Regions from separate parts of the Mus musculus genome. Here regions 2, 3 and 4 are each linked to region 1. The links are chromatin loops, found by intact Hi-C in ENCODE. Cell type or tissue: left cerebral cortex. All regions are shown on one strand. Region 1 overlaps Oca2 (oculocutaneous albinism II). Region 2 overlaps Gabrg3 (gamma-aminobutyric acid (GABA) A receptor, subunit gamma 3). Region 3 overlaps Oca2 (oculocutaneous albinism II). Region 4 holds the start of Gabrg3 (gamma-aminobutyric acid (GABA) A receptor, subunit gamma 3).

What was found. A loop is a pair of places that touch in the nucleus more often than their neighbours do. Peaks named below come from ENCODE experiments on the same cell type or tissue, not always from the same donor. Only the 100,000 strongest peaks of a DNase experiment are listed, where the experiment ranks them.
Region 2: a loop joins it to region 1, with 3.0 times the contacts of the local background. A loop is called at or near these places in 4 of 42 quality-filtered maps.
Region 3: it touches region 1 in a loop (6-fold over the local background); 12 of 42 quality-filtered maps call a loop at or near these places.
Region 4: a loop joins it to region 1, with 10 times the contacts of the local background. A loop is called at or near these places in 6 of 42 quality-filtered maps.

The regions. Positions count from the first base shown.
Region 1 is chr7:56,287,295-56,295,294 of GRCm38, reverse strand. It overlaps Oca2 (oculocutaneous albinism II), which reads right to left. Exons shown (of 24, transcript NM_021879.3): 7 at 1,420-1,580. Among named protein-coding and RNA genes, the nearest start is that of Oca2, 52 kb to the right of the region's middle. In left cerebral cortex, a CTCF peak has its summit at 3,385 (motif pointing left); DNase peaks (open chromatin) are centred at 249 and 3,381.
Region 2 is chr7:56,937,009-56,945,008 of GRCm38, reverse strand. The region is part of intron 5 of Gabrg3 (gamma-aminobutyric acid (GABA) A receptor, subunit gamma 3); the gene reads left to right. Among named protein-coding and RNA genes, the nearest start is that of Gm39017, 360 kb to the left of the region's middle. In left cerebral cortex, a CTCF peak has its summit at 6,797; DNase peaks (open chromatin) are centred at 3,186, 3,600 and 6,815; H3K27ac peaks cover 695 bases.
Region 3 is chr7:56,457,073-56,465,072 of GRCm38, reverse strand. All of the region lies in intron 23 of Oca2 (oculocutaneous albinism II), which reads right to left. Among named protein-coding and RNA genes, the nearest start is that of Oca2, 220 kb to the right of the region's middle. In left cerebral cortex, a CTCF peak has its summit at 4,026 (motif pointing right); DNase peaks (open chromatin) are centred at 4,030, 4,534 and 4,907; H3K27ac peaks cover 186 bases.
Region 4 is chr7:57,384,380-57,392,379 of GRCm38, reverse strand. Gabrg3 (gamma-aminobutyric acid (GABA) A receptor, subunit gamma 3) reads left to right here and starts at 5,165. Exons shown (of 10, transcript NM_008074.3): 1 at 5,165-5,659. The coding sequence starts at 5,607. Gm9962 (predicted gene 9962) reads right to left here and starts at 5,108. Exons shown (of 3, transcript NR_033504.1): 1 at 4,986-5,108. In left cerebral cortex, CTCF peaks have their summits at 2,108, 4,919 (motif pointing right) and 5,711; DNase peaks (open chromatin) are centred at 5,670, 6,196, 6,959, 7,491 and 5 more places; H3K4me3 peaks cover 3,478 bases; H3K27ac peaks cover 2,994 bases.

The sequences.
Region 1 (8,000 bases):
GAGGAATGCCAACTGATTTATGAGTAAAATAAATCACAAGTTAGTGGAATTATTTGAGTTCTGGGCTCTTTTAGTCCTCTCAGGAAACCTCCAAAAAAAAAAAAAAATGATTCCTTAGAGTTGCTTCCTGCTTACAGCCAGGAGGCAGAAACCTGCCTCCAAGAAACCCCAGCATGCTGTGTTGCAGCAGCCCCCCCCCCCCCACACACACACACAGAGTTAAACTGGAACAGCAGCTGCTGCAGACAAACCATCTCTGAGCCAGCAGTCTGGAGGACCAGAGAGAAACTTCCAGTGAGAGGACAGGAGTCTCCCCCACAGAGGGAAGGATTGGACACAAGGGTTCTCAAATAGGCCTCTGCAGAGAACCTCATACATGAGAAAGCTCTTTGAGGCTTCTCAATGGCAGTGTCCTTTACTAACAATGCCCATTACTCTGACCTGATTATTATACATTATATGCTGGTGTCAAACTATTATACTCTACCAAGTAAGTATATATACACATGCCAATTAAAAAATTCTAACTGTATATAATATTAGAGGCATTGGGATATACCCCACTGTCTTCTACACAAGAATCAACAGGCACAGGGTAGACACATTACGACTCCCTCTCTCACTGCAACAGTCTATGTTCCTTGACTGGGAACAGAGTTTCTGTCTTAAGATCATTCTATAGTTTACTATGTTGGTTAATACCGGCCATTGACAATTATCATCGCTGGGTATAATTCGACTTTTGCCCTGTAGACCACGATCTACAGATCAGGAAAATGTAAGGGGTACAGCCTTGTTCAAATAGGGTTTCTTTCTGTTGGTTGGTTACACTAGGGAAAACCCCTGAGCACAGGACATACCTTCCATGCAAGAGTTCCTGTGGGTATCCAGTGGAGTCACTGGCACCACTTGGGGACAGGTGAGGTTCCAGGGACAAGCTTTGATGCCCAGGCTCTGACTACTGCTGGTTTTCCTCCTGTGCCCGGGTGCATTTGAAGAATGGAAGCTGAAGGTGGGACTCTGCACAGGGCCTACAGACACAGAGCTCAGGAACCAATGTGCTTGGCAAATGCCAACAACACAATGTAGCTGTGGGATGCACCTGTGCTCTGAGCTGTCCAATGAGTCTCTAACCGCCTTGCATTTTACAACAAAAACTGCTGAAGTCCATAACACTTCCCTTCAATAAGCTAGTAATATTTTTTTTCATTACTGCATGAAGAACTTGCAAGTGCAACTTGACTGTAATGGCATGGAAAAAGAATTTCAATGGCAAAGCAAAAGATAAGTATCAATGACTTCACTAATAATGGAGTTACTGCCGTTGGCTTCCATCAAATCCATTCAGTAGGAAACTCAATTTATAATAGGATGTAATGAGATTTTACAATTTCTTTCAAATGATGTGGAAGTAATAACCTGCTGTGGTCGCCGCCGTCTGTTGCCCGCTGCGTCTGTCTGGGTCACCACCACCACGACATGTTCTTCTTTCCCGGAACCACTTGGTCCTCCAGCCATTAAGGCCCCTGCCAGGTCCAGCTGAAGTATCATGGAGTCCGCGTGACCACTGAGGTTCACAGCTGAAGGTGCATCAAGGTGAACCACAGGACAAGAAAGGAACACCGACCATTCCACAATCACACACACACACACACACACACACACCACTGAGACACACACACCTAGGAAAGCTCACAAAGCAATGTACATCCAGCCATTTGATCCAATCCCTATACTTGGCCTGCTTACCACTGCAGCCCTTCACTACTACACAGACAATTGGCTCTATGTTGAGTGACTATTGCTTGAGTTCTGGATGATATGTACCTAGTATTCACGACTGTCTTCCTGCATACACTATGTACAGCTGGCATAAAATTCCCATCCAAGTTCATGGGCCCATCAAAGGTCAGGAACCCCCATGAATGAACCAACCCATACCTACATCCAAGTTATAGGATATCAAACTCCTGATTATCAGGTGAGAAATCACGATGGGAATTAAAAGCATTCTGAAGCCGGGCATGGTGGCGCACGCCTTTAATCCCAGCACTTGGGAGGCAGAGGCAGACGGATTTCTGAATTCGAGGCCAGCCTGGTCTACAGAGTGAGTTCCAGGACAGCTAGGGCTATACATAGAAACCCTGTCTAAAAAAAAAAAAAAAGCATTCTGAAACTGGCAAAAAATAATGGTGTCCACAGCAATGCATGTTGAAGGTCAAGCTCTCGGTCAGGCAGGGCCTATGAGGAAAAGAAGCCCCTCCGAATTCCCAGTTCTTCCCATGACAGTGGGCACTGCACAGTGTCCTTCTCCTCAGCTCCTACATCCCTGCCTGTGTGTTGCACAAACATGGGAGCATACTCCTCAGCTGTTGTGGAAAGCCGGTACGTGCTGCGAGCAATCGCATGTGTGCCGCCAGTAATCTCTGAGGAGAGCCGGGTGTGCCGCGAGCAATCGCCATTATAAGATGGCGCGGGCCTCCGCTGTGCCTAACTAGTAAACAAGCCTTGCACGCAGGTGCAAGAGTGAATTCACTCCTAGTCACTCCCATTCTCGGGGTGTAATAGTGGGGTGATGGGCAAGCAACGAATCGGGAGCTGTCACGCCATATCAGGTGCTGAAACGTCACGCTGCGGGTTATAAAAGCAGCGCCATTTTCCCGGTTCAGAATCTTCCTGAGAAGCAAGCAATAAAGCTTTTGCCGCGGAAGATTCTGGTTTGTTGCGTCTTTCTTGCCGGTCGAGCGGGACGCAATAAGCTGTATCTAGACTCTCAGAACTTCCTACCTCTGCTGTTAGGTCCTAGTGTCATGGACTGCATAAGTGTGTAAGTGCAATCATAGATTGCCCAGGATGGCTACCCTAGGCATTTTGACCCAGATCTCCAAAGACTTCAGAAAGAGCTTGCTGGGTCCAGGATGTTCCAGTGGCCAGTCCCTTTGTTCTGACTTCAGTCCCTAGAAATTCACTGGGCTTATTGGGGGCAGAGTATCTAAGGGTTTTCTTTTGAGTGTTGGGGAAGCCAGTTAGTAAATGACTCTTTTTTATTGTTTTCTTTAATCTTCAAACTATGCTGTTTTTAAAAGTTGTACAAAGAATCTTAGTAAAGGAAATGCTTGGTAGGCCTTGTGATCTGTGTTACAGCTATCCTACACGGCTTGATACTTGGGTATAGAAGGTACAAATGGAAAATGAAAATTACACATGGAACAGAATTTACAAAGAAAAAAAAGTCTGAGAGACCCTGTTGCTTTGCCAGACTGAGACGTTTCGTGTCCTGGTCCTTCGTGAAGGGAACTCACGAAGAGAAGAGAAATAAGTTAACAGAAAGAAGAGTGTAATGGCCATGAAGACAGCAGAAAGTAGAACAGTGCCACCTTGAGGTAAATCTCAGAATTGCAGCAGGCTTCTCACCCCAGTACTCGTGGATTTATCAACAGCAAAGTAAAACAAAGCCTTTGTCCTTATTCTTCTCCTACCTATGAACTAACACTTGACAAGAACAAACTGGAGAGCTCAAAAATTTGTTCTGGCTATCAGTTTGAGAAAATCTAGTCCTTCATGGTGAGGGTGTCTCCATTGTAGTGAGATTATTCTGAAAGAGAGACTGGGCTGTAACCCTCAAGGCCCTCTACACTGAACCCCTTCTTATAGTAGGTCACACCTCCTAAAAATTCCACAACCTCCCAAACCAGCTCGTGAGTCTTTGCAGGGGTCTAAAAGCACTAATAGGGGGATGACTAGGTAAATTACATCACCTGACTGCTAGCCATTCAAATGGACAATTCAAAAACCTAAGGCACATAAGCCCTACAGATGTAGCCACCTTTCCTTTTCCCAGTGCATGCCCAGGGCGCCAAGCCCAACTTGAAGTTCCACATTGTGCAGGAGTGTCCACGCTCTGCAAACAGAAGCCTTGAGGTTGAGCCCTACCCCTCAATTCTCTTTAACCCAAGGCTTCCAACCATAGTGTGATGGTAATACAGTCGCTGTCTCGCACTGCTCAGGAACACCCATCTTCAGGGAAGCCTCTCTTGTGCAGAACTTCACTATACACTTTGCCCTCTCTGAAACACAGCCAAAGGCCTGGGTCTCTACCGGAGTTCTACCACTCCATCCTGTGTTCTGCTGTACTCTGCTGTCATGCACGCTTATTCACAGTGGTTGACACTTCTCTTAGATTTTCTCCCTAACAGGTATAGCTCTTCAAGCAAAGGGATTTCTTTCTTCTTTATTTCTCTCTTTCTCTTTCTCTCTCTGTCTCTCTCTCTCTCTCTCTCTGTCTCTCTCTCTCTCTCTCCTTTTCCTTTCTTTTCTTTTCTTTTCTTTTCTTTCTTTAACTTTTCTGGACAACAGTGGATTTTCAAATCATTAGATACCCATAAACAGTACATCACTGCCAGATAAACATTTGCTTATGGAATCAACTCTGGATCTAAACCAGAATTCCAGACATACAAGAGCATGAAAAGATGCCTCTGTTTTCTGATCCACCAGCCACACCCTTCCTGCCTGGCCCATTTGCCTAAATCTATGCGTTACCTGTCATTCAAGACCTAACTCAGCATCCCCAGAGTGCTCTAAAACTCATCCTCAGAGGTCCTGTTGGCCTGCGTCTCCTCACTTCTCATTCTTCCTCTGAGGACAGGGACTTCCTCCTCCACTCCGCTGCTGGCTGTCCCGGTGTCAAGATCTAGACTTGTAGCGAGGAGGAGGAAGACGTGAGAAGACACTTTAGAAGAGCAGACAATGTTCTGCTGTGGGGCAGAGGACAGTCACAAAAGGAGGCCTTTACTGACACCTAAAGGCTTGGCTTTCACTTTACTATAAAGCCATCAAACATTAGGCTCGGTGTTGCCAGGCCTAGGATCCCTGGTTAGTCAAGCTTTGACCCTCTTTTTGGACTGGGCCTTAATTTTAGTCTTGTCCTTGGCCTGCAAGCGGTCCTCCCCCTTACAACACCTAAGGATTCCTTCTTCCTTTGCCTTAGTTACTTTGAGGGTCAATTTGCCTGTTAGAAGAGTCCCAGGTATTTGCTTAATGATAGTTACAGTGTATGCCTGTGAGAGTGTTTCTGAAAAAGATTAACATTTGAACTGGGGACTGGAGTAAGCTGAGTGCTCTCCCCAGCACAGTAGGGATCATCCAACCCACTGAATCCAGATGAAAATGATCCCCAAGGGAGGAAGCTTACTCACTCACTCACAACACAGATCTTCATCTCCTCCTCTAGGCTCAGGTCTTCAGCCTCAGACTGAAACACACACCATCAGACCCCAAACACCCAGGCCTTTTGAATTCCACTTCTACTCATAAGTGGACTTCTTGGCGTTCACAGTTATGTGAGCCAATCCTTAAAATAATTCTTGTTTTACAAATACATATATATAGCTATATGTATACATACATATATGTGTATGTTTGTGAGTGTGTGTGTGTGTGTGTGTGTGTGTGTGTGTGTGTGTATTTGTTCTGTGTTTTGTTAGTCTAATTTATGGGGTCCTATTTGGAGCTAAAAGGACAATGGGAGAAACTGTTTTTACTCCTCTATATACACTGCTTGCTCTCCGGCTCAAGGTGTGAAGAAGGGTGGAAAGAGAGAAGAGGAAAAAGAAAGGGTGAGGTGTTGAAAAAGAAGGGAAGGGGGGAGGAAAATGGGGTATCAAATCTAGTAACCAGTGGGTAAAGGGTCAGTGGCCTCTGCTCCTTTACATAATGGCCTGGGAGCCTTGCCATCCTCTCCCATAACAAGCATAGGGAACAATTCAGGAACAAAGAACTTCAGGTGCCTGCAATTATAGGTTTCTAAAATAAACCCTGCAATTACTGAGCTGACACAGCCTGACTGCTACAAGGATGTTCACAGGACGCAGATGTTCACAAGGAAGATACAGCCTTGCTCTTCCCCAACTGAGGGCCAGTGGCTCTTTATCCAAGAGCCTTTCCTGACGCAGCATGCATGCCATGTCTCTGGCTTTAGCCAGGAAGGCTAGCAGAGGTCACGAGAGGAGAACACCCAGGCTCTGCTTAATTCTCTAAGAACTGCCCTCAAAGGTCGGAACCCCACTCCACCCCACACACCTTGCCTGCCTGTTTCTTTGTTTTGGTGTTCTAAGACAGGGCCTCAGCATGCAGCAGATTTTCATCTTGACGTTATAATCCCCCTACCTCAGCTTCCCAAGTGCTAAGATCCCAACATCACAGTCATACCTTGCCAACATCCTAGACCTTAAGCAGGAAAGAAGTAATTAAAAATGACAAACTAGTGTCTATGAGCATGCTCTGTCCGTTCAGAGATGACCCTGAATAACAGCTATTTATTAAGCTCTGGGCCCCTTATCAGGTAGAATGTAATTCTCCAGGCAGGCTAAATGACCCTGGTTAACAGCTGGGCCAACAATCTCTCTACTCTGTAAATCCCCCATTTGTCCAAAATGACTAGAACTTACTGTTTTTGTCCCTGTAAAAACATTTAATTGATGTAATTGTAACTTGGGGACAGGAACCTAAAAGCAACCTACACATGAAAGTGTATTTAAGAGTGCAAAGTGATAGCTCAAATCTGTAAGATTTGAATTCAGGGTAAAGGATCCTTGAGCTAGGGGCTAGAGTCAACCACTCACTAAAGAGATTTATTTATTTATTTATTTATTTATTTATTTATTTATTTATTTATTTATCTATCTATCTATCTATGGGTATTGGAGTGATTTCTTGCTGGAAATAATTAACCTGCTATTAGAGCCCCTTTATCAACTCTAGCAGAGCTGCATTCTGTAGAAAGTATGAGTACATCCTCTGCAGCACACAAAAACCAAGTTGGCACCCACCTCCTCACTTGGTTAAGGCCCAAGAGGCTACAGGCCAGCAGCTTTCAGAAACCTTCACTGTGCATTTAGAGCCTAGTATCTGCAGACAGGAGCCATGGGACATCTGTGGTTACACTGGATTTGACCTAAGGAGCCCTTATGAAGCAAGAATCAACCTCCCATGAGCAGTCCTAAATTCTCCAGCACCCCTGCCCTCTAAATGTGCAAGAACCCAGGAAATAACAACTAGAGCTCCTTGTCATCTGTGTTGTGAAAAAATCATGGGCAATTGGGCAAGATAGGCTGTAGACTCCTTGGTAGAGACTAGCACACATGGCTTTCCATGAAGGGCTTTGTGTCACATTGTGGAAGGAGGGTAAGAAGGCTTTACCTGTTGTCTTAGTTAGGGTTTTGCTGCTGTGAACAGATACCATGACCAAGACAACTCTTATAAGGATAGCATTTAATTGGGGCTGGCTTACAGGATCCAAGATTCAGTCCATTATCATCAAGGCCAGAACATAGCAGCATCCAAGCAGGCATAGTGCAAGAGGAGCTGAGAGTTCTACATCTTCATCTGAAGGCTGATAGCAGAATCCTCACTTCCAGACAGCTGGGTTGAGGGTATTTAAGCCCATCCCCACAGTGACACCTTCTCCAACAAGGCCACACCTCCAAATAGTGCCACTCCCTGGGCCAAGCATATTCAAACCAGGATACCTGTTGATGTCTATTCTCTTCCTAAACTGCTATGACTATGCAGGATGCCTAAGTGACCACAGTTTTACTGTTGGTGCTCACAAGATGTCCCAGCACAGCACTAAGTGCCATCAACTCCCTTCTGTTGCCTCTCCTCCTCCCTCCGTGAGCCTCACAGAAGACATGACCCAGCAACTACACGGGTCCATAAGGGACTTTAGCCATCTGCCACAAACTTACCTGGTGGTAGGAAGCACAACATCCAAGTCTTGGGATCAAAGATGATGCCAGTGCTTTGGAAAAGAAAGAAAAGGGGGCACAGAAAACAGCAAGGGAAAGTCTTAGATTTTTTTTCCTCAAGGAAGTGAGATGGAGGGAAATCTACCTAAACCCTAGCTCCCCAGTGTTCTCACAGGGAAGTGGCTCTCCAACTGAAACTGAGGCGCCCCTTCCCATAATGAAGAAAATACAAGGATGTGAGCAAAGGCTTAG
Region 2 (8,000 bases), 650 kb before region 1:
TTAAAACAGAATACAGACATGTATCAAAAGATTACCCATCATGACCAAGTTGGCTTTATCTCTGGAATACAGGGATGGTTCAGCATACAATAGAAATAAATGTAATAAACCAAATAAATGAACTTAAAACCAAAAGACACATGATTATTTCAATGCATGCAGGAAGAGCCTTTGTTAAAAACTGGCATGTTTTCATGATAAAAAGCCCTAGAGAAGATAGAGACAGAGGGATCATAGCTCAACACAATAAAAGCTCTACATGAAAAAACCACAGCCAACACCATTCTAAGTGGAGACAAGCTCAGCACCACCCCACTGATGTCAAGAATGAGAAAGGGATGGCCACTACCCCTACTCCTTTTCAACCCTGTGCTTGATGCACTGGCTGGAGCGAGAGGGCCAGAGAAAGAAAGCAAAGGGACAGAAACAGGAAAAGAAGACACTGCAACCCTATTTGCAGACTATATGGGAGTTTCCAAAAATACCTATAAATGATGAACAAATCCAGCAGTGTGACAAGAAACAAAATCAATTGTGCAAACCAATCACTTTTCTGTGCATCAATAACAAATAGAGAAAGAACTCATGGACACACTCCCAGTCACAATAGTCTCAAAGAAAAATAAAATATCTAGGACTAAACCTGAACAAGAAAGAGAAGGATACCTATAATGAAAGCTTTAAACATCTGAAGAAAGAGATAGATAAAGGCACTAGAAAATAGAAAGATATCTCATTCTCACGGATTGGTAGAATTAATAATGTGAAAAAAATGGTCATTTTACCAAAAGCTATTTGCAGATTCAGTGTAATCACAATCAAAGCATATATTTCATTCTTCATAGAACTAGAAAAAAAAACTATCCTAAAATTCATGTGGAACCACATAAGACCCTGGTTAGACCAAACAATCCTGAGCAAAAATCACAGTGCAGGAAGAACTAAGTTCCCAGGTCTCAAAATATGTTAAAGAGAAACTGTAATAAAAAAAAAAAAACCAATATGATGCAGGCACAAAGCAAACCTATAGACCAGTACAACTAAATCGAAGTCCGTAGTATGTAACTTCAGCCACTTATTATTTGACAAAGATGCTAAACCATAAAGACAAAGGAAAGCATCTTCAACAAATGGTGCTGGGAAAACTGGATGCCCACATTCAGAAGAATAAAATTTGACCCATATCTCACCACCTTATACAAAACTAACTCCAGATGGATCAAAGACCTAACCCTGAAACACTGAAACTACTAGAAGAAAACCTAGACAGCCCTACATGATATAGGTGTGGGAAAGGACTTCCTGAATAAGACTGCATTCTCATCTGAGAAATAAGTTCAGCAATTGACAAGTAGGACTTTATAATACTAAAATGCTTACATACAGCTAAATAAACAATCAATTGGGTAAAGAAGAAGCCCATAGAAAAGAGTCTTTGCCAAATATACATTGATAAAATAGAAATACACACACACACATACACAGAGTTTACCCATTTTTAAAAGGTGGTCTGAGACCTGAACACAGAATTCACAAAATAAGACAAAAAAAAAAAGTAGTCAAGAGATACCTCAAAGTATGTTAATTAATCCTAGTGTAAATGTAAATCAAAGCAACCTTGAGATTTTATCTTATCCCAATCAGAATGTCAAAGATCTATGGAACAACTAAAAACAAACACAGAAGGGGAGGAGGGGGAAAGGCTGAGGGGGGAAATCCCTTTGTTGGTGGGACTGAAAACTGGTGCAGCCTCTATAGAAGTCATTATAGAGAATTCTCAAAAAGCAAAAGTGAATCTACCACATGTCCACCTATACCTTTCTTTGAAACACGCCCAAAGGACTTGACTTCTGACTCTACAGATACTTGCTCATTCATGTTTATGGATGTTCTACTCACACTAGCTAGGAAATACACACTACCTAAATGTCCTACTGCTGATGAATTGATAATGAAAATATGGTACATGTACACTGTGAATAGTATTCAGTAGGAAGAAAAACTGAATCATAATATTAGCATGTAAAGGGTAGAATTAGTAAAGATAATATTGTATGGTATTAGTAATCCAGAATGATAGCATCACATGTTCTCTTTCATCTGACGCTCCTAGTTCCATATTGCCAGAGAGTTTGTGAAACTAGAGCCTGGTGGAATTGTAGAAACTAGGAATGTAAAAGTCGGCATTGCCAGTGTGGGACAGTGGAAGAGCAATTGAGAGGTGGAAAGCAGAATACAAGTTACCTGGTGGGGTAATAGGAAAAATGTGGGGTTTTAATTACGGAGTGATAGTGTCATAGTTTAGATGAGAATGCCCACATAGGCTCGTGTATTTCAAATCTTTGCTTTCCAGTTGGGGGAAACTGGGAAGAATTAGATGGTGTGGCCAAATGTTGTGTTCTGTTAATAAAAATGCATACAATAATTGCAACAACAACAAAAGAGGTGCACCTCATAGGAAGAAGTCTTGGTGGCCCTTGCTTCTTTCCTTCCTTAGTGTGCAGAAGCTATCTGGCCTGAGGCATACCCATCATTGCAAAGGTGATACCTAAGGTGTCAGGCCAAGGTGACCCAAACCAGTAAAAACTGAAAGAAATTTGGTTACCTGGGGGTTTCAGCTCCAGCAGCTGTGACCCCACCCCGTTTTCCTCTCTCTTTAGCTAGCTTGGCAGGATAACCTACATTTTTTTATGTATCTTTTTTATTCTTTGTTATTATTCCCCCTGCTCTGGTTTCTTTGGGCACTTTATTCAGTTTTAGTCAGACTTGAATGTTTCTTGCAAAGATTCATAACTTTATTTAATTAGTTGAGGTAAATCTATTAATTCTTCATTTTTACAAGTCATGAAATTAAGCATGTAAATGGTAGGGTAAACAATACCATTACTCATTAGTCAGGGCTTTACAAATTCTTCCTTCAAGCTGAGGAAAGAAGCATTTGAAATCCACCCCCATGCTTAAAAATACACACACACACACACACACACACACACACACACACACACACACAAAATGCATGTGCTTCCATGCATTAAGTGTATGCATGGCCATCTCAATGCCTTTTTAAGCTTTCTATGGATGTGGATAGGAAAGAATGTGTGTTTCAGGGAGTGGTTAATAGATAGCTTCTATTTTCATGCATCTTTATCGAAGCTACTTTCAGACAGACATTTTCTGTAAGACAGATTCAAAGCAGAAAGTTATGTAAGCTGGAGAAGTCACGCCAAAATTATCTGAACATCTTTTTTTAAACTGGAAAGTTTCCCCAGTTGAAATCACACACACTTATTTCAAATGTGCCCCTCCTATTTCCTCCTCTTCCCCTTCCTCATCCATATATGTATATATGTGTATATGTATGTATATGTATATATATACATATATATGCATGTGTATATGTATGTGTATATATTTGTATGTATATGCTGGATTCTTTTCTTGTTGCTGTTGTTAGTACTCTTTCTCCTGTTTCTTTTTCATTACTTAATCTACTTCTATTCTTCAACCTGCTGGGTGTTTCTTGAGTACTAACTTTGCCCTTGCTAGGGGAACCTGCAATCTTGCCTCAGGAGCTGGGCATGGAGCATTTTCAGGTCAAATGCCCTGGTCAATACCATGGGACACTGCAGAGGAGCTAATATCAATGTGACAACTGAAGCAACCTTGACTAGGACAGGCAAATTGAGTTAACCCCTGTGGCTGAGGGAATCTGTGGAAACAAATTTATCCAAGAAGCTGTTGAGTTTATTTGGGCAGCCTTCAATAGAGCATTGCTGTGTGTGGGGTCCAAACTAAACAGACTGTATGCTAATTGATATTCTGTGAATTTGGCACAAGTTAGAGAAGAGAGAACCTCAACTGAGGAATTGCCTTCATAGGATTGGCCTGTAAGTAAGACTGTGGAGCATTTCCTGATTGATATGGGATGGTCCTGCCCACTGTGGGTGGTAACACCTAGGTACTTTTGGCTTGTATAAAATAGCATGCTGAGAAAGCCATAGGGAGCAAGCCAGTAAGAAGCAGTCCTCGATGGCCTCTGCCTTACTTCCTGCTTCCAAGTTCCAGCTTGAGTTCCTGCCTACGTTTCCATTCATGCAGCAGATGGAGAGCATTCCAAAGCCACAGCTTGACACCAGGCAGAGAATAAGTGACCATGTGGTCATAATAGATATATCTACAAGCCCCACAGGTACAGATAAGACTTAGGGAACAGGATGGAAGACAGTGTGGGACGATTGTAAGTGCCAGGGGACCAGGATTAGATGCCCTTTGTGGTATACTGTCTTCTGTACATAAAAAGGAAGCCACACCCAGGGAATCTTGACAGTACGGTTGCCTAAATAAAACATAAAAGAGTGACAGCACAGGTTGGTATGCCAGTTTGGGTGGAGTAATTCTCACAGGGCTTCACCCCTACCTAAAGAACTACAGTAAACTGCTGCTGCTGAGAGAGGGAGAATCTGTCCTCTGGGGAATGAGTCCCCTGATAAGGTTAGCCAATCCCAAAGGTCAATTATAAACACCTTTGAGCAACATCAAATGAGCCCAGCAGGTTGTGGAAGGAATTAGAGGCAGAAGAGGGAGGGGAAATCATGTAGGTACACTACTCATATATTAAGAAAATGTTTAAAGATTAAAAATAAGAGACTGTACTGGCTACTTTTCCACAGAACCCAAATTCAGTTCCCAGCATCCACATGTAGGCTTATAACTATCTATAACTACCGTTCTAGGGAATTCAAGGCCCTCTTATGGTCTCTGTGTATATCACACATGCACATGGTATACAGATTTACATGCAGCCAAAATACTCATGCACATAAAAATTAATAAAAAAATTTAAAAATTAAAAATAAATAAAATCTTCAAAAATATACATATAAGCTGTCTGTAGTAGCAGGGTTTTTAGGCCTGGTGGCAAAATCAAGCCCAGGTTCTCCACCTTGCAACTTCAAGGTAAGTTGATGGCCCTATCTAAATTATTGCCTATCTCAGTCCTTTGGCATATAGGCTAGGCTGGGCTAAGGCATGTGTTGTAGACTTTATCTTCTGAAAGTCTTTACTTTACTAAAGGTGTGCGTGCACATGGGAAAACACACACACACACACACACACACACACGTTGTTCCTAAGATTTGAAGCTCCTTTTCTAAATGAAGATTCTTTTTAGGCCTACAGGCCTATTCTCTTTTAGGGTGAATCATCTCTTTAAAACTCAATGGAGTACTACTCAGCTATTAAAAAGAATGAATTTATGAAATTCCTAGGCAAATGGATGGACCTGGAAGGCATCATCCTGAGTGAGGTAACACAATCACAAAGAACTCAAATGATATGTACTCACTGATAAGTGGATATTAGCCCAGAAACTTAGTATACCCGAGATATAAGATACAATTTGCAAAACACATGAAACTGAAGAAGAACAAAGATCAAAGTGTGGACACTTTGCCCCTTCTTAGAATTGGAAACAATCACCCATGGAAGGACTTACAGAGACAAAATTTGGAGCTGAGACAAAAGGATGGACCATCTAGAGACTGCCATATCCAGAGATCCATCCCATAATTAGCCTCCAAACGATGACACCATTGCATACACTAGCAAGATTTTGCTGAAAGGACCCTGATATAGCTGTCTCTTGTGAGACTAGGCCGGGGCCTAGCAAACACATAAGTAGATGCTCACAGTCAGCTATTGGATGGAGCACAGGGCCCCCAATGGAGGAGCTAGAGAAAGTATCCAAGGAGCTAAAGAGATTTGCAACTCTGTAGGTGCAACAACAATATGAACTAACCAGTACCCCGGAGCTCTTGACTCTAGCTGCATATGTATCAAAAGATGGCCTAGTCAGCCATCACTGGAAAGAGAGGCCCATTGGACATACAAACTTTATATGCCCCAGTACAGGGGAATGCCAGGGCCAAAAAATGGGAATGAGTGGGTAGGGAAGTGGGGGGGGGGAGATTATGGGGGACTTTTGGGATAGCATTCTAAATGTAATTGAGGAAAATACGTAATAATAAAAAATATTTAAAAAAATAAAATAAAAAACAAAACAAAACAAAACAAAAAAACTCAAATTTATGTCAGCTCCATTTCCTGAACTTGCTTTTTTTTTTTTTTTAACTTCATCATCCTTTCTTTCAGGTATGAGAGTGATTCAGTTTTCACATGGATGATAGTGGAAGGTAATCCTCTAAAACTGTAATGCCCAATAGAACATAGAATCTACTGCTATCTAAGCTCTTGGGCTTGCCCCAGAAGCTGTTGTGAGCTTTCGTGGATGCTATACCAATTCCCATGTTCTTCTACCCTCAGCTTCATTGTAACCAACATTTTAGGGTAGAAGGTCGATCTTTGTCAGACCCCCCAAGTTAGGATTGGCCACTCATTCCAGGATACTAACTGAAAAGACTCATAGTGGTAAAAAAGTGACAGAAGGACATTTAACTAGTAAGCTGAGAAGACAAAAACATAAAGGGTACCAGTAAACTTAAGTTCATCTCTTGGTTACTAATGTGAGTTTCATGATTGAATAGAGGCATAACTGGGGCATGGTTAAAATGTGGTTCCACCAATCATGGTCTCAGGTCCATTTTTTTTTTTAACAGTTCTCTGGGAATTTTGTATGATATCTTTTGGTTATATTATCCGTCTGCACTCTGTTCCCTAATTCTTCCCCAGTTCGCAACTATGGTATTTAAATGAGATGCCCCATATGTCTGTAGCATCTAAATCATTTGTCCCCAGGTGTGGCTATTTAAGAAGGATTAGGAAGTGTGCCCCTAGTGGAAGAAGTGTGACATTGCGGGAAGGCTATTTTCAGTGTATTCTGTATGCTTCCTGATCGATGCGTGAGATGTGAGCTGAAACCTGCTGCTCCAGCCAACATAACTGCTGCTTGCTTCCATTGGGCTCTCCTGTGATGGACTCTTAATCCTCTAAAACTGTAAGCCCAATTAAATGTTTAGTTTTAAAAGTTGTCATGTTCTTGGCAATAGAAATAGAACTATTTAGCACAGCAATAGAAAAATAACTAATACAACTACCCACCCAACTTTGTATAGTTTTATACTTAAACCTACCAAGTACAGTTTATGCTATCCATATTTAAATGCCCTCACTGGAGTTTAGTCAACCCATCAGCACCCCTATCCTTAAAGAAAACAGACATACTCTTCTCTGGGTAGCTATCAAATGCAAATGACTCTTTAGCTGGGCATGAACCTCTTGCCCACTCCCATCTCTATACTGGAATTTCATCTGGCCTGAACATGAGGAGGTCTTGTGCACACTGCCTTGCTGCATCCAAACAATACCATTTTCTTGTACTCATACACCACCTTTGGCTCCTATAAATGTATTGACCCTTTTTCTGCAATGTTCCTGAGCTTTGGGGGCAGGGGGTATGATATAGATGTCCTAGTCAAGTTGAATACTCTATAATCCCTTATTCGATGCACCTTGATCAGTTTTCTGTGTTATGCATCCCCTACTACAGAAAGAAGCTTCTTTGATGAGGCTTAAGAGATTCACAGGTATCCATAGGTATACATGTAGGAGTCTGTTTAAGACCATGTCCAAGTAGCAGGGTAAGAGTGGCTTCTCCCCTATGGCCTATGGCAAGTCACAAGTTCTTGGGCTCACTAAGATTATCAGGTATGGGAGAAATTATGGAAAGGAGTCTTAAATCCTGTCATAAAGTGATTAGTTACACCCATAACATTTATGCCACCATTGCACTAGTGGGTATGTCTTCCCAGACTAGTCACTGGTATAGCCTCTAGGGCTCATAACTGGATAAGACAGGTGATTCCTTTTATTCTCTGGTAGAACGCACAGCACTTTTCAACACTATGAAAGCTAGACAGTAGGGATGTAGCTTCAAGGTGATTTCCCCATGCTCTGTGACTCAGGAGAATCCTAAGAAGTAACATATCTTAGTATCAAGTTCTAAAGAGTAATCAAAAGCATTGTCACCAGCCTGTAATGATTGA
Region 3 (8,000 bases), 170 kb before region 1:
CAGGACCCATGGATAAAGGCAACATTGAAGGGAGGACCATTGGGAGGCAGAATTTTCTTCCCTGTTAAAAGAAGCCATTGAACCATCTAGAGACTGCCATATCCGGGGATCCATCCCATAATCAGCTTCCAAACACTGACACCATTGCACACAAGATTTTGCTGAAAGGACCCAGATAGAGCTCTCTCTTGTGAGACTCTGTCGGCGCCTAGCAAACACAGAAGTGGATGATCACAGTCAGCTATTGAATGGATCACAGGGCCCCCAATGGAGGAGCTAGAGAAATTACCCAAGGAGCTAAAGGGAACTGCAACCCTATAGGTGGAACATTATGAACTAACCAGTACCCCGGAGCTCTTGACTCTAGCTGCATATGTATCAAAAGATGGCCTAGTCGACCATCACTGGAAAGAGAGGCCCATTGGACTTGCAAACTTTATATGCCCCAGTACAGGGGAATGCCAGGGCCAAAAAGTGGGAGTGCGTGGGTAGGGGAGTGGGGGGGGAGGGTATGGGGGACTTTTGGGATAGCATTGGAAATGTAAATGAGGAAAATACCTATTAAAAATATTAAAAAAATAAAAGAATCCATCGAACCACCAAACTAAATGGATAGAGTAAGCTTGCTGTCCAAGGACTGGAAGACACATGATATGAGAAGATACGTGTGGGCTGTTGGGGGTGGGGAGCTGTGGATTGACTAACATGTCCTAATACACCACTGATGTTCTCTGACTCTGACACTCCTGTCCTGAATACCTTCCATGGCCTGGGAGTGTGTTCCCTGAAGTAGGAGAAAGCTGTGCATTTTGCAGCAGGGAGACAGCTGGTTCTGAGCATAAAGTAGAACTGGCCCGGTGAGGAGTGGATTAGAAGCTTGTGCACTGTCTTTCTGGGAATAAGATGCACACCCTCGTTTATTGCCTCACTGAATAACCATTGCCATTTCCTCTCTTCCTCACCTTCTGTTGCACCCTGAGGTCCTCCATGGATCTGCTCACCTCAGCCCTCTCAGACTCCCTGTCTTTGCAGCTTTCTTCTCAGCTGCTCCTCATACCATCAGATGAACTTCCTCTTACCAACGCAGGCTGCCTCCCACAGATTTGTTTCTTGGATTTTTTTTTCCTTCACTTTTTTGTGGCGATCTACTTTTTGGGAAATTCTGAATCTTCAGATGTTTAACTTTGTTTGGAATCATTAGCTTTTCTACCCCTCCCCCCAACCCAATTCAACAATTCTCCACCTGCTGAAGCAGAGGAGCCTCAGGGCCCCATATTTCTTTGTTAAGTACATAAGACAATCACTAAAAGAAGACAACTAACTTAATGTTGTTTCAGAGTCTTGGAAAAGTTGTGGAAAGGTTATCTTTCTTTAGGAAAGTAGGACCAGTGTATTCCTGGGCTTTGTGGCAATTGTCAGAAAGAGAAGCACACATGCACACACACACACACACACACACACACACACACACACACACACACACACACACGCCTGGACCCCCGAGATCTCTCAGACACTGGGCCACCAACCAGGCTCCTTCCTTGTGAGGAGCCGCCCTCACATTTGCCATTATAAGATGGCCCTGACAGCTGTGTTCTAAGTGGTAAACATAATCTGCACACGTGCAGGGGCAGTTTTCCCGCCATGTGTTGCGCGCGCTCAACTGGCCAGGAAGAACGACGCTGCTACAGGATCCTTCTGCACACATTTATTCAGTCCTGTTTCTTCTTTCTTTATATCTCCCTTGTTTATATCTCCCTTGTTTTTATATCTCCCTTGTTTATATCTCCCCTGTTTATATCTCCCTTGTTTATATATCGCGCCCTTGTTTTTATATCGCCCTTGTTTTTATATCTCCCTTGTTTTTATATCTCCCTTGTTTTTATCTCCCCTGTTTATATCTCCCTTGTTTATATATCGCGCCCTTGTTTATATATCGCGCCCTTGTTTTTATATCTCCCCCGACCCTGGGCCTCTCACTCCTTTTATACTCTCTCTCATCCACGCACCGCAGGCCACGCCCCCTCACCAGTCACGAGGCTTCAGCTAATCAGGGCAGCAGGGGCAAATCTCCACCAAATTGGATTCACCTGTATCCTGGTACACCTGCGCAGCACTCAAGAAGGTGCAAGTCATATGACTTAGCTGCAGTCCCTGGCGCCTTTGGGACTGCCGCCACACCCGCTCCCCACACTTCCTAACCCCTCATCAATACTTTGCAAAGATTGTTCCTAATTTTGAGAGTGTGAAATATGTAACTGAAGTCTCCTTGGAGCGCCCCGTGAATTTCAATGTCCCATTAGGCCTCGCTGTAATTACAGATGTGATGGATATTTTCTCCTGGTTGGAAAGCTTTGCATGAAGATGAAGTACTTCCCTTTAATGAGCTTTAATGACCTTTACACCTCATGGCTCTTTATCTTCCTTCCTCCTGTTTTAAGAAATGTTGAGATCTGAATATTTAAGACTATTTTCTACAGTTTCTGTCTACTGGAGAAGAGTACAGCGGTGGTGAGGTGCCTTGGGGGAAGCAACTTCAGACTGGCTGGCCTGGGTGACTGAAAGCCCACTAGGGTGAGCTTTGGGGGGAGGCCTTAGGGAGGCTGTGGTGCTAGTGTGTTAGTCATCAGATCTGTCGTGTTAAGAGAAACAGGACCTACTGAGTGGGCATAGAACTGAGGGAGTCATCACAGCACACAATTCTTCATAAAAAGAAGAGTTTTGTCTGTGTCTTTGGAGGTACGTGTTTTGACAATTTTAAAAGAAGAAAAGTATATTCCGGACTTGGAATGAATAGTAAGTTCACTAAGATAGAAGTCCTGTAGGACTAAATATAACCATTTACTCTAAAATGCAGCTTATCATGGAATAATTTTTTAATAAAACATTTGACACAGCATCAGTCTGAAGGCTTCTCTAGAATGTCTTTCTGGAGACTGTTACAGACAGTACTTGTACACTGTGGCTGGGTGGCTACAAATCATCCCTCCCAGATAATTTTCTACACCAAATTAGAAAAAAATTAAAAGTATACACATAAAATAAATTAATCTTTTTTAAAAAATAAATATTCAAAATTCATAGTTTTGCTGAAAGTATCCTGTTATGTCATGCGGTGAGGAGCACACGAAAGTCATTTGCTGGGAAACCTGGAAGCAACAAAATGGATAACTACCAATTTTGCTTCATAGTCTGTATTCCAGAGATGTGTGTGTGTGTGCCAATGTCATGTACACAAAGACACTAGGAAACACACTCCTGTTGACCTACCACAGCTGAATACAGTGAACCACTAAAGAGTGGGCAAATTACATGCATGCTCACAGGGACTGTCCTTGAGCTGTATGACTAAATTTTAATAAAATAAGGTACAGAGCAGCATACAGAATGGTTCTCATTTTCAGTATTTTGAAACAATATATACACAGAGAGACATGCATATATTGACTGTAAATGATCAATGTTGACTATTTCTCAGAGGAAGTTTTATTTTAAAGGATGATAGGGGGAAATGTAGTTTTTAAAAAACATTAAAGATCCCTGACCCCTCTGCATCTGGTTTGGACAGGTAAGGAATCCCCAGGCCTGCTTACTCTCTTCACACTTCCATTACGCCATGAATATCCAGTCCAGACAGGTGAGAGGCCTGGAAACTCCCATCTCCTGCCTCTCTTCCCACACCTCATGAGTACCAAACGTGGACAGAGTAGAAGTCTCCAGACCCTCTGACCCTGTATGACTTCCTTCATACCACCAGAGCAACCCAGTGTCTTCTGGACATAACTGGGCCACTGCTCACACAGACTAAGAGGAGCTGTGGTCATCTGCATAAGACCTGTACAAAATCAAGCTAGTCAAGTAATTAATTAATCAGCTAATTAATTAATCAAGCTAATTAATTCTAGCCTGAAGCTCAAAAGCCTCCCCCACCCTCCCACCTCTAACAGAAATGCTTTTGATAGCTGATGGCATCTAAGGGAGGGAGAGTTAGTTTTTAAGGGTGTGGCTCCTGGTAGGTCTGCCACACTCCAGCAGATGGCCCCACACACATACATACATGGGCATAGCAAACCAGACTCAGTGGATTATTAAATTAAAAAAAAAAAAGAGGCAGTTGGACAGTGGGATCCAGGAGTGATCTGGGATGGGTTAATGAATATGATCAAAATACATTGTATGAAATTCTCAACGATTAGTAAAAAATATTTATTTTATAAAAATTCTCATATTCTTTACGTGAATTTTGGAGTAAAATCCCAGTGTCTAGAAAGCCAAAATTTAGTATAAGGGAAAAAAAAAAAACAAAACTCCAGAAGATAATGCTATTCTCCAGAAGCTGAGAGAACAAAGGAGAGAAATTATCATGCTAGAGAAATCTCACATGTGGAAATTGGATTCTCAGGTCCTATATTCTTTATTATTTCCGTGAGTCACTAATGGGAAAAAATACAAAGAAAACTATGAAGATGCTGTAAATTTAATTGTAACGTCCAGGTCACAAAACAGTAGAGATCAAGCTATTTTACTGCAAGAAAGAAAGGGTGTTTTGTTTTAAACCGTGGAAAACTGGCATGATATTAAAAATGTAGAAAACTAAATATAGAGACATTTAAGACAGGCACAATCATATCCTTGCTTTAATTAGGGAAAAGTGAATCATCTGTTAAAAATATAGATTTGCATTTCTAAAATGAATTTCCATTCGTGTTTTTGATTTTTTTTTTAAACCGACAGATTTTCTGTAAGGACATTTGATAAAACGGTATATATAGCACAAGGCATTCTCAGGGTAAATCCTATAACTCAACAGAGATTTTGTTGGGCTGGCTTTATAATTTTCTGTTTTTCACGTTTTTCATGCTGCTCTTGTGAGTGGTAGAATAGAAGATGGACCTGAATCTAGGTAAAACAAAGTCCAGGACATTACTTCCTGTCCTGGTGGCACTGCAACACTCCTGTTTTTTGCTCTCCACCATCATCTCAGACATACTCTCTGGGTGATCCTGATTCTCTAACAAACACTCACGGGGAGTGAGTCCTCAGTGCTGATCTTCTCCACTCTAACTGGACCAGGCTGGTCAGATACCAGTGTCTCCTCAGTCGTCCTGGTCTGGACCATGGCAGCTACCTGAGGATAGTGTCACATTCCAGGAGCCTGTCACTTCTATGCTTGGAACCTTACAGAACATTTGTGGAAGAAACAGAAAGGATTCACATAGAAAACCACTTCCCAAACACTCAGCTATTCTCGGTAGATCTCAAAGTGCTCATAAGAACATTTAGATCGATGCTCAGGTGACCCAGACAAGCTCAGGCTGATAAACATCACTGCTGTTCAAAATGAATGTAACATCGCAAAAACAATGTTATAAAAACTATCCATTCACAAGTTTGTGGATGTAAGGACTGAAAGATGTCTTCTCAGAGTTAGATTTCTCTACTGGGTCTGGGGAAATGTTGGACTGTACGCACAGTACCTAGGAGAGGCTGATAGCACTTGACTATGCACATTAGAAAAAGGGCTAGTTCTCTTAGGCATAAGTAAAAGAAAATTCTGGATTCTCCAGCAACCTGAGAGTGTTGGGAGTTTCCTGTGACTAGGCAGTCAGAAAATGGTTGCTCTGGTCTGCTAGCTAAGTTATCCTTAAGATTAGTCACACAGCTGCCAGGGCAGAATACATGAAGCAGCCTAGGGAATCATCAGTTCACCTTAGGAAGGCAGGTCCCAAAAACAAGGGCCAGGGTCTCATGGACAAGAAGCCCCCACTGATATAAAAGTAAACGTGAAGCCAAAGGGCCTGTAACAAAAGTGATGCCATTAGAGTATGTGTTAGATAGATGATTATGGGGAATAAAAGAAAGTCAGGTATGTGTAGAGAGATAAAAATTAAATAAAACAGACATAATAAGTAAATAACAGACAATAAATAAATAAACAAACAAACAATACTATATGTTATCTATAATGCCATATATTACTATATAGAGATAAATATATAGTAATAGGTACTCAGATAATAGTAGTTTGCTTAGATAATAAATTATAGATAGATGATAGGTAGGTAGGTAGATAGATGATTGATAGATAGATAGATAGATAGATAGATAGACAGACAGTAGATAGTAATCAATACAGATGAGAGATGCTGAGCTAGACACAGAAATACAGACATAGCATAGGCTATTAAAAATGTCAACAAAACAGACTGAAACAAAACATGTACAAAAACGCCACACATTAAAAATAACTTATTCCTACTCTGGTGGGAAATGGAAGGTTTTCCCTGGAGGAAGACCAGGTAATAGGAATGAAGCCATTACTTTCCATAACATTCAAGGAAGGCAGATTTTTTTAATTACATTTTTATTAGATATTTTCTTTATTTACATTTCAAATGTTATACCCTTTCCTAGTTTCCCCTCTGAAAATCCCCTACCACCTCCCCCCTCCCCCTGCTCAGCAACCCACTCACTTCTGCTTCCTGGCCCTGGCATTCCCCTATACTGAGGCTTAGAGCCTTCATAGGACCAAGGGCCTCTCCTCTCATTGATGTCCGACTAAGTCATCCTCTGCTACATATGCAGCTAGAGACACACGCTCTGGGGGTACTGGTTAGTTCATATTTTTGTTCCTCCTATGGGGCTGCAAACCCCTTCAGCTCCTTAGGTACTTTCTCTAGTTCCTCCATTGGGGACCCAGTGCTCAGACCAAAGATGGCTGAGAGCATCCACCTCTGTATTTGTCAGACACTGGTAAAGCCTCTCAGGAGACAGCTATATCAGGCTCCTGTCAGCAAGCTCTTGTTGATATCCACAAAAGTCTGGACTTGGTGATTGTATATAGGATGGATCCCCAGGTGGGGCAGTCTCTAGATGGTCATTTCTTCAGTCTCTGCTCCACACTTCGTCTCTGTAACTCTGATCTTTCTTACAAGGGGGAACAAAACACCCATGGAAGGAGTTACAGGAAGACAGATCTTAAAAGCTAGACATGGTGGTAGTACCTGAGGAACCATATGACTGACTTGTAGACTAGGAATTCTAAAATACCTCTTTTGTTCCCGCCCCTGCATCCCTTCAATATATGTAATGAACACATTATTTTCACCCCACCCCCACCCCGGTCTTTTCATAGGAGATATCCTGTTTTGTATTTTGAATGTGCTGCCATGGTAACAACACTCAGTGATGGATACTAAACCCAGAGATAGTTAAGGCCAGTCAAGAGTAAACACCTGTCCTCCTTGGGCCAGACAAAGCCCTTCCAGAGAACACTTTCAGGTCTTCCTTGGAGCTATAGGGACTGTTCCCTGCTATACGTAAGAAGCCCTGCCCCTGGCCTAAGCATGGTTACCAGAGAAGGACAAGGTCAAAACAGGGTTCATACTACTGACAAGGCCTAGCTAGACAGGCCATTCAGAGCTGGCAAATCTTCTGGTCTGCTTACCATCTTCTCAAGCTAATTAGGTTAGAATTTGAATGGCTCACAACCACAAGTCATAACTAACAGTATACCGTATTACATTCCTCCTCCTCCTCTTTCTCTTTATCTTCTTCCTCTCCCTCTCCCTCCTAGAGCACACAAAATTATTCAACTGCCTGCTCTCAAGACCATCTCAAGCCCCACATATCATTGTCTCCATTCTAGGAGTTTTCGATTGCTTCTCTCTTTTGACCCATGCCACAGCTACCCTGGCATCTGGCAGTCTGTCTCCCAGTGCTAAATGTAACACAAAGTCAGACTACTTTTCTCCTCCTAGAGAACTCCTACATTTGAATGCAGCTGTGACTTCTTTACTCCTTGACTTACTGATGTTTGTTTTCAGGAAATCTAGCTCACTTGATACCACATCAACCCCTGCCCATTCTCCACGCCTCTGAGACATCCACCCCCATTCCCGAATGCCCTGGCTTCAGTCCTGTCTCCAGTCCTGTCTCCCCACTGGCAATCTTCAGTCTTCCCATTTTACTGCAAGCAGGAAGAAATGTTCTTTCAGAGG
Region 4 (8,000 bases), 1.1 Mb before region 1:
CTCAACTTGCTCTCTTATAGAACCCAAGACTAACAGCCCAGGAATGGCACCACCCACAATGGGCCCTCCCCCCTTGATCACTAATTGAGAAAATGCCTTACATCTGGGTCTCATTAGGCATTTCCTTACCTGAAGCTCCTTTCTCTGTGATAACTCCAGTTTATGTCACGTTGACACACAAAACCAGCCACTACAGCTAACATTCGCATATAAGCAAATACGTTTCCTATAAGCAGCAAGATGTTGGGTCCTGTTTGTGTAGCCAGTCTGTTAGTCTATGTCTTTTTATTGGGGAGTTGAGTCCATTGATATTAAGAGATATTAAGGAAAAGTAATTGTTGCTTCCTATTATTTTTGTTGTTAAAGTTGGCATTCTGTTCTTGTGGCTGTCCATTTGTCTTTTGGGGTCTGGGTTACTCCACTCAGGATAATTGTTTTCTAGCTCTATTCATTTACCTGTGATTTCACAATTTCATTTTTTAACTGCTGAGTAATATTTCATTGTGTAAATGTACCGCTTTAAAAAAAATTCTTCCCTCATACAATACATTCTGGCCCTATTTTCCTCTCCTTCCTCTCCTCCCAGTGTGTCTACCACAAGTGCCCTTTGTTTTCCTTGAGAAAAGAGTAGGTTTCCTAGAGATAACAATTGGACATGGCATAACAAGTTACAATAAGACCAGGCACACACCCTTATATCAAGGCTGGACAAGACCACCCGGTTGGAGGAAAGGTGTCCCAAATGCAGGCAAGTGTCAAAGACAGCTTCCACATAACCAACCATAACTTTTATGGAAAGTACCTAGGACAGATCCATGCAGGTCCTCTTTGTTGCTTCATTCTCTGTAAGCCCCTATGAACCCTGCCTAGTTGATTCTGTGTTCTTGACCGTGCTGGCTCCTATAATCTTTCTCCCCATCTTCCATGGGATTCCCTGATCTCTGCCTGATGCTTAGCTGTGTACTGTATATTCTTCATCCATCCATTTATTCTTTTGTGTTTTTAAAGATTTTAGATATGTGAAAAAGTATGCATTTCTGTGCCTGTATGTGTTTCTTGTGCTGTTTATATTTATTTTTTATATTTTTTCTATTTGTTTGTTAGTCCTATTCTTGTTTGTTTTTATTTTGTTACTTTTTAGATGTCTGTTTGTATTCTAATGAAAGAGAGAATAAAGGATGTGGATTTGTCCACTGGGAGGATGAGAAGGATCTGGGAGATAAGTTGGGAGAGAACTCTAGTCAAAATATATGAAAAAAAAACTATTTTCAATAAAAGTTGTAATTATAAAAATAAGAATAGCAAGGTTACATTTCTTAAATGCTGACACAAAGTGGTAGCCTGGGGACACACTGCTTTATGCATTTCGGGTGAAAAAAATTTAATTACCGGTAAACAAATGCCTTTATGACCTAGAGATTTTTTTTAGTCAAACAAGAAAGAAAAATGAGCATGTATTTGCACTAGAGGTCAGATACAGAAATGTCCTTCATCATTGTAAATAAGGAATAGAATACTCTCATAGTCAACGAGTACTATATATAAGGAAAAAATTCAAGACTGATTGTTTCAACAGAATAGGCACAACTCACAGAAGACTAAACGAGAGATTATTTAGAACATGTTTTCACATGTTTTCTGGTTGTATAATGTCAGGTGCAAAAGCAGGCAAGCCAGCCCCCTGTGGCAGATTGAATAGTGACTCTGGAGCTCAGATACTGTGGTAGTAGACTCTGACACTGTCATGTAGATGGTGGGCAGATGGTACTTTTATTCGTACATTGTAAATATGTGTTAAAAGGCCACAGAAGCATGCTATAAAGATTAGTGCATTTCTGATGTGAATCTTATCTTCACTATTCCTAGTGAAGATAAGATTTTGATTGAGTTGAATATTTGCTCATGAAGCATGAAACATCATAATTTAGAAGTATAATTTTGGAGCAAGGGAGATTTTGATTAAAACTAAAACCCAGAAAGCCACATCTTCTGCTCATCTTTGTTATGTGGCTTTCTGGGGTTTTCGTTTTAAACCCAGAATGTATGGCTGGCGCTGGGCTGGTAAGAGGTGAAGTGAGGCTGCAGAGGGAATCCTGAGAGGTATTTCTCCAAGAAGCCACAAGAGGATCTCCAAGCTAAGGCAGCCAGCTCTGCTTCTCAGGCGTTCACACCTCCTGCCTAGAGGAGCTATAGCTGAGCCCTCAAACTGCAACAGACCTCCAGGTCTTCCCCCAAGCATTGTAGCTGTCTGAACAAGTGCTTTGTTGGCTCTCAAGGTTTGTAGAGCGACTCACAAGCCTTACTTAGGTCTTAGTATGAAGTACCAGTGGTTTTTTTTTTCCAGAATTTTCTTTCTTTTCTTCGCATAGCCTCCCTCCCCTGCAACTCCCCCTCCTGTTTATTTTCCTACAGAGGAAAAGAGAAGTGAATTTTGCTCACCCAAATGGAGCTGTTAAGTTTCTCAGGTGCCGAAGATAGGAAGCTGGCCAGCAGCGAGGGTATACGGTGCAGTGTGCGTGCTCAGCAAAGCACCCCAGCCCGGTCAGTTTAGGCAACGGAGGAAAATCAAAGGCTAACAGCTGGTGCTCTGAAGATTCTTGACCTTGCAGTTTGCTTTCCTACTTATGTTCAGAAAGCTTGCTTTGAATACCTCATCCCTCCTGACTCATTTAGCATAAAATATTTTTTCCCCAGGCTGTACCATGGAGGCTTTCTACAGTAAAATATTCAGCTCTGTAAAGCTGGCCCATTGTGTCCAATAAGTGGAGCAAAGCATTCCAAACTTCAGAAGAGGTCAGGTGTCACTCATTCATAATAATAGCACATCAAACCTATGCAGCAAAGAAAAGAATAAACCCTGCCAGCATGGGGCTGTACACAGGTCTCACATCTATTCCACTGACAGGTTGTGATAAATACAGACACATATAATCCCAGGACACCTCTCATTATGCTGACATTTTACAGAGCCATCCAAATGCCAGTCTGTCCGTACTGTATAATAGATTGTAAACAACTCATGTTCTGAAAAAAACTGATGAGAATATAGCATAACAGGAAGACTCAATGAGTGTCTGCCCTGCTTCGTGTTCTAAGGACAATGGACACAGCGACTAAGGGTGATTATGCAGATCTTAGCCTTGGGGGTGGTATTTAACCTCCTGGGACTCTTCTCTACTTATGCAGTGGGATTATTCTGTGAAAATTTGAATGAATCAACCACACTGACTCTTGGCTCCTCCCATGGAACCATGCCTGACATTATTTTTACCTATGTTCCTGTAACTATGTCAAAAATGCAAGCATGAAAGACTGCTACATTTACTTTTTAGTTTTCTTACAGAATATCTTTTAAACTTAGGTGGTGATGACAGGCAGGTGGCTCTCCTGTAACTATGAATTCTGCTTCTTTGGGTTCAAACACACTTGAATACAAATATTGTCTTTAAAAAGCATATCACTACCAGACAGGCATTTCTCTTATTCCATAAACAACCATAACAACTACTTACATGACATTTATACATAGTAGACATTACAAATAATCTAGAGATGGCTTAAACCATACCAGAGGTCTATGAAAATCTTAACACGTGTTCTGTAACAGATTTAGCATTCCCAGCGATCCTAGAAACCAGTCCTTGGAGTGAAAATTTGAGTCATGATTGCATTTGTTTAGAGACTCAGGATGCTTGTGCACCATCCTTTGACTAGATTCTGAAGGGTTCCTTTGTATGGTACAGAAATTAGAGATGAAGGAGAGTTTGATAGAAACTTCAAGAAGGAAGGTAGGTGTTGGCTGTTAGGAATCTCCATGGGACATAGGCATTCAGACTTATATAAGTGCAGGTAAAGAGGGGTGATAAAAAAATGTCCTGATTGGGGTGAGCTGGGTGACACAGGAAGAAGGCAGTGGCCTGGGATTAACCAAGATAGCACAATCCTTAGTTAAAAGCAATGCTATTATCAAGAAAAGCCTCCAGCCTCCAGCAGGCTTACGATTCTTAACCTGAGAATCTAGAGACAAGGGAGGGAATTCCCAAGAGCTTCAACCTGCTTCTCTCTGTATTTTATGAAAAAGCTTACTGTCAGTGTTTCTAAAATCCCTTCTCTTGGGGAGATAGGAGCATTGTCAACACCCTCCTCCTGGGCCCTAACAACAAAACAGTGTTCACCCCCACACAGTTTAGCCTGTGGACCTGGAGTTTATTGGCCATACCCTACAGAGGTAAGAGGTTGCTGACAGGATCTTGGGTGCTCACAAAACAACTTCACTTAACATGATTAATGGTCTCTTCATCTCCTTGCTCTAGTTTTTCCAAGCCTATGTGTTCTAGTACCTCCTTCCCCTAGACACAGACTATTGGCAATGGGGGGCAAAATTGCAAAGAAATGACTGGGAGAAGTGTTTAGACATCAGGTGAGGATCCAATGACCTTCCCAACCCCTCCTTCTGTGAAAGAAAGCCAGCAATCCACAGGCCCAAACTTGATGCATTCCTGCAAGCAGGCATAGCTACTTATAATGATGGTGGCAAATTGGCTGCAAGGGAAGTACTTTATAGCATCCAGTATTAACGAAACTGTCGTGTCTATGATTAGTAGTTGAAAATATATTTCTAAGGTTTTTTTTTTTTTAATTATGGAAGTAAAATTCCTATTTGTGTTGAAGTTAATGTTTGCATGCCAAAAGATTAGCTTTCTAAACGATCCTACAAATAAAAACAAGCAATTTCAGTTTGGAACATGAAAATAACGTCAGTCCCATCCAACAGGGTCCTTTGCTTTCTGGCTCCGGTGCCTTCTCTCTGGCCTTAAACATTTCACTTCTACTAATTACTGATAGTGTTTTAGTCTCTCTTTTCTGCGAAAAGGGGACATTGTTGGGACTTCCCCAGCAAGCCACAGTTATGAGCACCAGGGGGAGTTCAGGTAAGCAAGCACCACCCTAGAGAAGATCGCCTTTTGGCAAACCATCTCACTTACTTGCAATGGCGTCCCTAAGAGAAGGCACACGGCACAGGGGACAAGCAGGGTGGGTGCGCTGCAGTAAAACTACCAGTGCCCATGACTCCATCGATGACACGGGCCAGTCCCCAGGCCCCTTCTGCGCCTCCTTGCGGGATCCCCAAGCTCTCCTTCCCACCCACCAGCCCCGCCCCCTTCCCGACCTCCCAACTCCGAGTCCATTCAAACCTCGCTGCCTTCGCCTGGCATTGCCAAGCGTGTTAATTGGGGAAACTCCTCCCCGCCGCGGCCGGCGGGCACCACCGAGGCAACCGCGACCTCCCGCCACGCTTCGGAGCGCAGCTGCCCCAGCGCAGAGCCCCGAGCCGGCCCGGGAGGTGGGGGGCTCGGGCTGCGGGAGGAGGGTGCCCGGCCACCTGCTGCCCCCCCTTCCCCGTGCTGATCGCTCCCGAGAGCGGACGCACCCCAGCTCGTGTGCGCCCCGCAGAGCCGGACCGTCGGGGACGCGGCGCTCGGAGCAGACACCTGTCCCTCCCAGTCCGCAGAACCCTGGGCGCTGCAGCCCGTGGGAGTCTAGTAGGCGCCGGAGCAAGTAGAGACCAAGCCCTGCAGAGGCCTCGGACCCGCTCCCGGAGAGCCATGGCTGCAAAGCTGCTGCTTCTCCTCTGCCTGTTCTCGGGCTTGCATGCTCGGTAAGTGGCTCCCAGGCGTTTCCAAGAGGCCGGCGGGGGCGGAAGGGCGGCGGGGGGCGCCGTCTGCCGGCCGCCAGTCCCAGGTGCGCGCCGTCCACTGGGCTGCAGAAGAGGGAAGGTTCCCGCACCTCACCTCCTCACCTGTAGGTCTCCCCCAGGTCCAGACCTCAGCTCCAAGGCCGCCACAGCCCTCTGCAAGCCGGTTTGTGTGGGGACTGTTTGGGTGATTATAGGATGTGGTGGTTTCAAGGGACTTGGGAAATCAAAATGATGAGGCAGTAGCCTTATCTTTCTCATCAGTTATCCAAGGGCTTTCTGACATGCATTGGTTAACACTCTATATGTTCCAGCACTGAAAAGAAACCTCCGGACCCAGGAATTCTGTTTTCTCAACCACCCTATATAGATTACAGAAGAGGTAATTTGCAGGAGGAAAGTGGAGGGGGCTGGGGCAGGTGGTCAGGAAGAGCCCTGCTTCTTCTCCAGGTCCTACAGCAGCACACACAAGCACCCCATCTCTATTAAAGAATCAGGTTGCGGTTCACATGGAAGCTTCTTGAAGCTGTAAGAAATTATCTCACTGTGAATACCCCAAACCAGCACCAGTCAGCTAACAGAAGATTCACCCCGCAGACAGAGAAGGGCTCAGAAGAAGGACAGTGGCACCAGAAGGGTTAAAGCCTGTTGCCATAAACACAACTAGAGATGCTGACATGGTTTAATTCCACCTCCTAGATTGGTGCTCTGATTAGCTCCTGCAGAACTAACCTGAGTTTTGGAAATTCCTGGTTGTCTCCCCAACTGTCACCCTAGGAATTGGAGGACACCCCATTCCCAGAACACACTTGTTTTGACATTTCTCAATTCCCTGGCTTAGAAAGCAAATTAGAAAGGAGCTATCCCTGAGGGTCACAGGTCCTATAGCTGTCACAGGCTTTTATTTCATTCACATTTGTGAAATACTGGAACTCGGACGACAGCCTAATAACCCCCCCCCCCAAACTATGAGAGAGGGCTTCCCAAATTCTTACTGCAACCATAAATAAAGTCCTGCCCCACCGGCCAGGACTTGTTTTTCCTGAATTGACACTGGAGACTTGAACAGTCATTCAGGAAGCAGAGGATCCGAGGCCTCTCCACCAAAGTTTCTTCTCTCCAGGGAGGGAGTTAGAAAGTGCAGTGGAAAGTGTCTTTTGAAGGAGATTGTGCCTGGAGGAATCTTAGTTTAGAGGCAGATACCACCAGAAGCATCAGGAAAGCTACAGTCCCATCACCCAGTCCCTTGCCATAGCCATCAACTCAAAAACCTAGCTTGCAGTTCAGGGTTCAGTCAGTTATTTAGATTTATAGTTGCGGTTCTGGAAGGAAAGCTGCCTGTTTCCCTCATCATTATGTATGTTCCCAGAGAAGATGGAGCACTCTGGTTTCTGAAGATTCCCAAAGACACACAATCTCCAAGGATTCTTCATCTTTCCTTTCCAGCCAAGGTGCACATACTAATGTAATATGCACTCTATTGAGTTTTCAGTCTTGGTAATTATGATTGTAACTCAGTTTAAAAAGAACCCATTTTGTATTTATTGCTATATGTCTCACTTTTGAGGAGGTTACTATTTTTTTTAAAAACGGGTTTTTACAAACATGTAAATAATTGAATGGTCCATCCATCTTTCAATCTATTTTTTAGTTTTTAGAGGATTCTCTTCAGCATTCAAGATGCCTAGCTGGTATGGTTCCCTTGTAGATAAGTTCCGACAGGATGCTCTGTGGTTTTGCAGTGGGGGGTGCCTGCCTACAACAGGGGGTGCCCCTGACACTCATGGCTGAGCTTATTGCACAGGAAAATGCAGTGCTTCCTTTCAATGGTTACTGATTTGGGGGGTTCAGGAGTTCTTTTTGATACTGAAAACACCTTTGAATGTTGTCTCTGCCATTCTGATGATGAGAAGGTGTAAGGATTGAAGATACTGTCTGGGGAGTGAGCATGTGTTTGTTTTATTTTTAAGGAAAAGCTAATTGCAGCAATGCTGTTTAGGATCCAGCAATCTGAGCCGCAGAGTGCTCAGAAGGTTATATATAGCCCCATGTAGAATTTTGAAGAGAAAGGAAATCCCATTTCATCCACCTGCTTGTGGGTCCCCTGAGGTGAGATTAGCTTTTCTCAGGGCACTGCGTAGGGCAAGGGTTCATCTTCTGGATTGGGAGAGGCACAGTGCTGGCAGCTGGGGAAAAGGGACCACTGTGGCATCCTGTGCCAACGATAGAGCTGGGGTTTCATGGAGGAGAGGTAGAGAACAGGCCTGCTTTCCCTGCCTTCATCCCCAGCACTCCCACCTGCCCT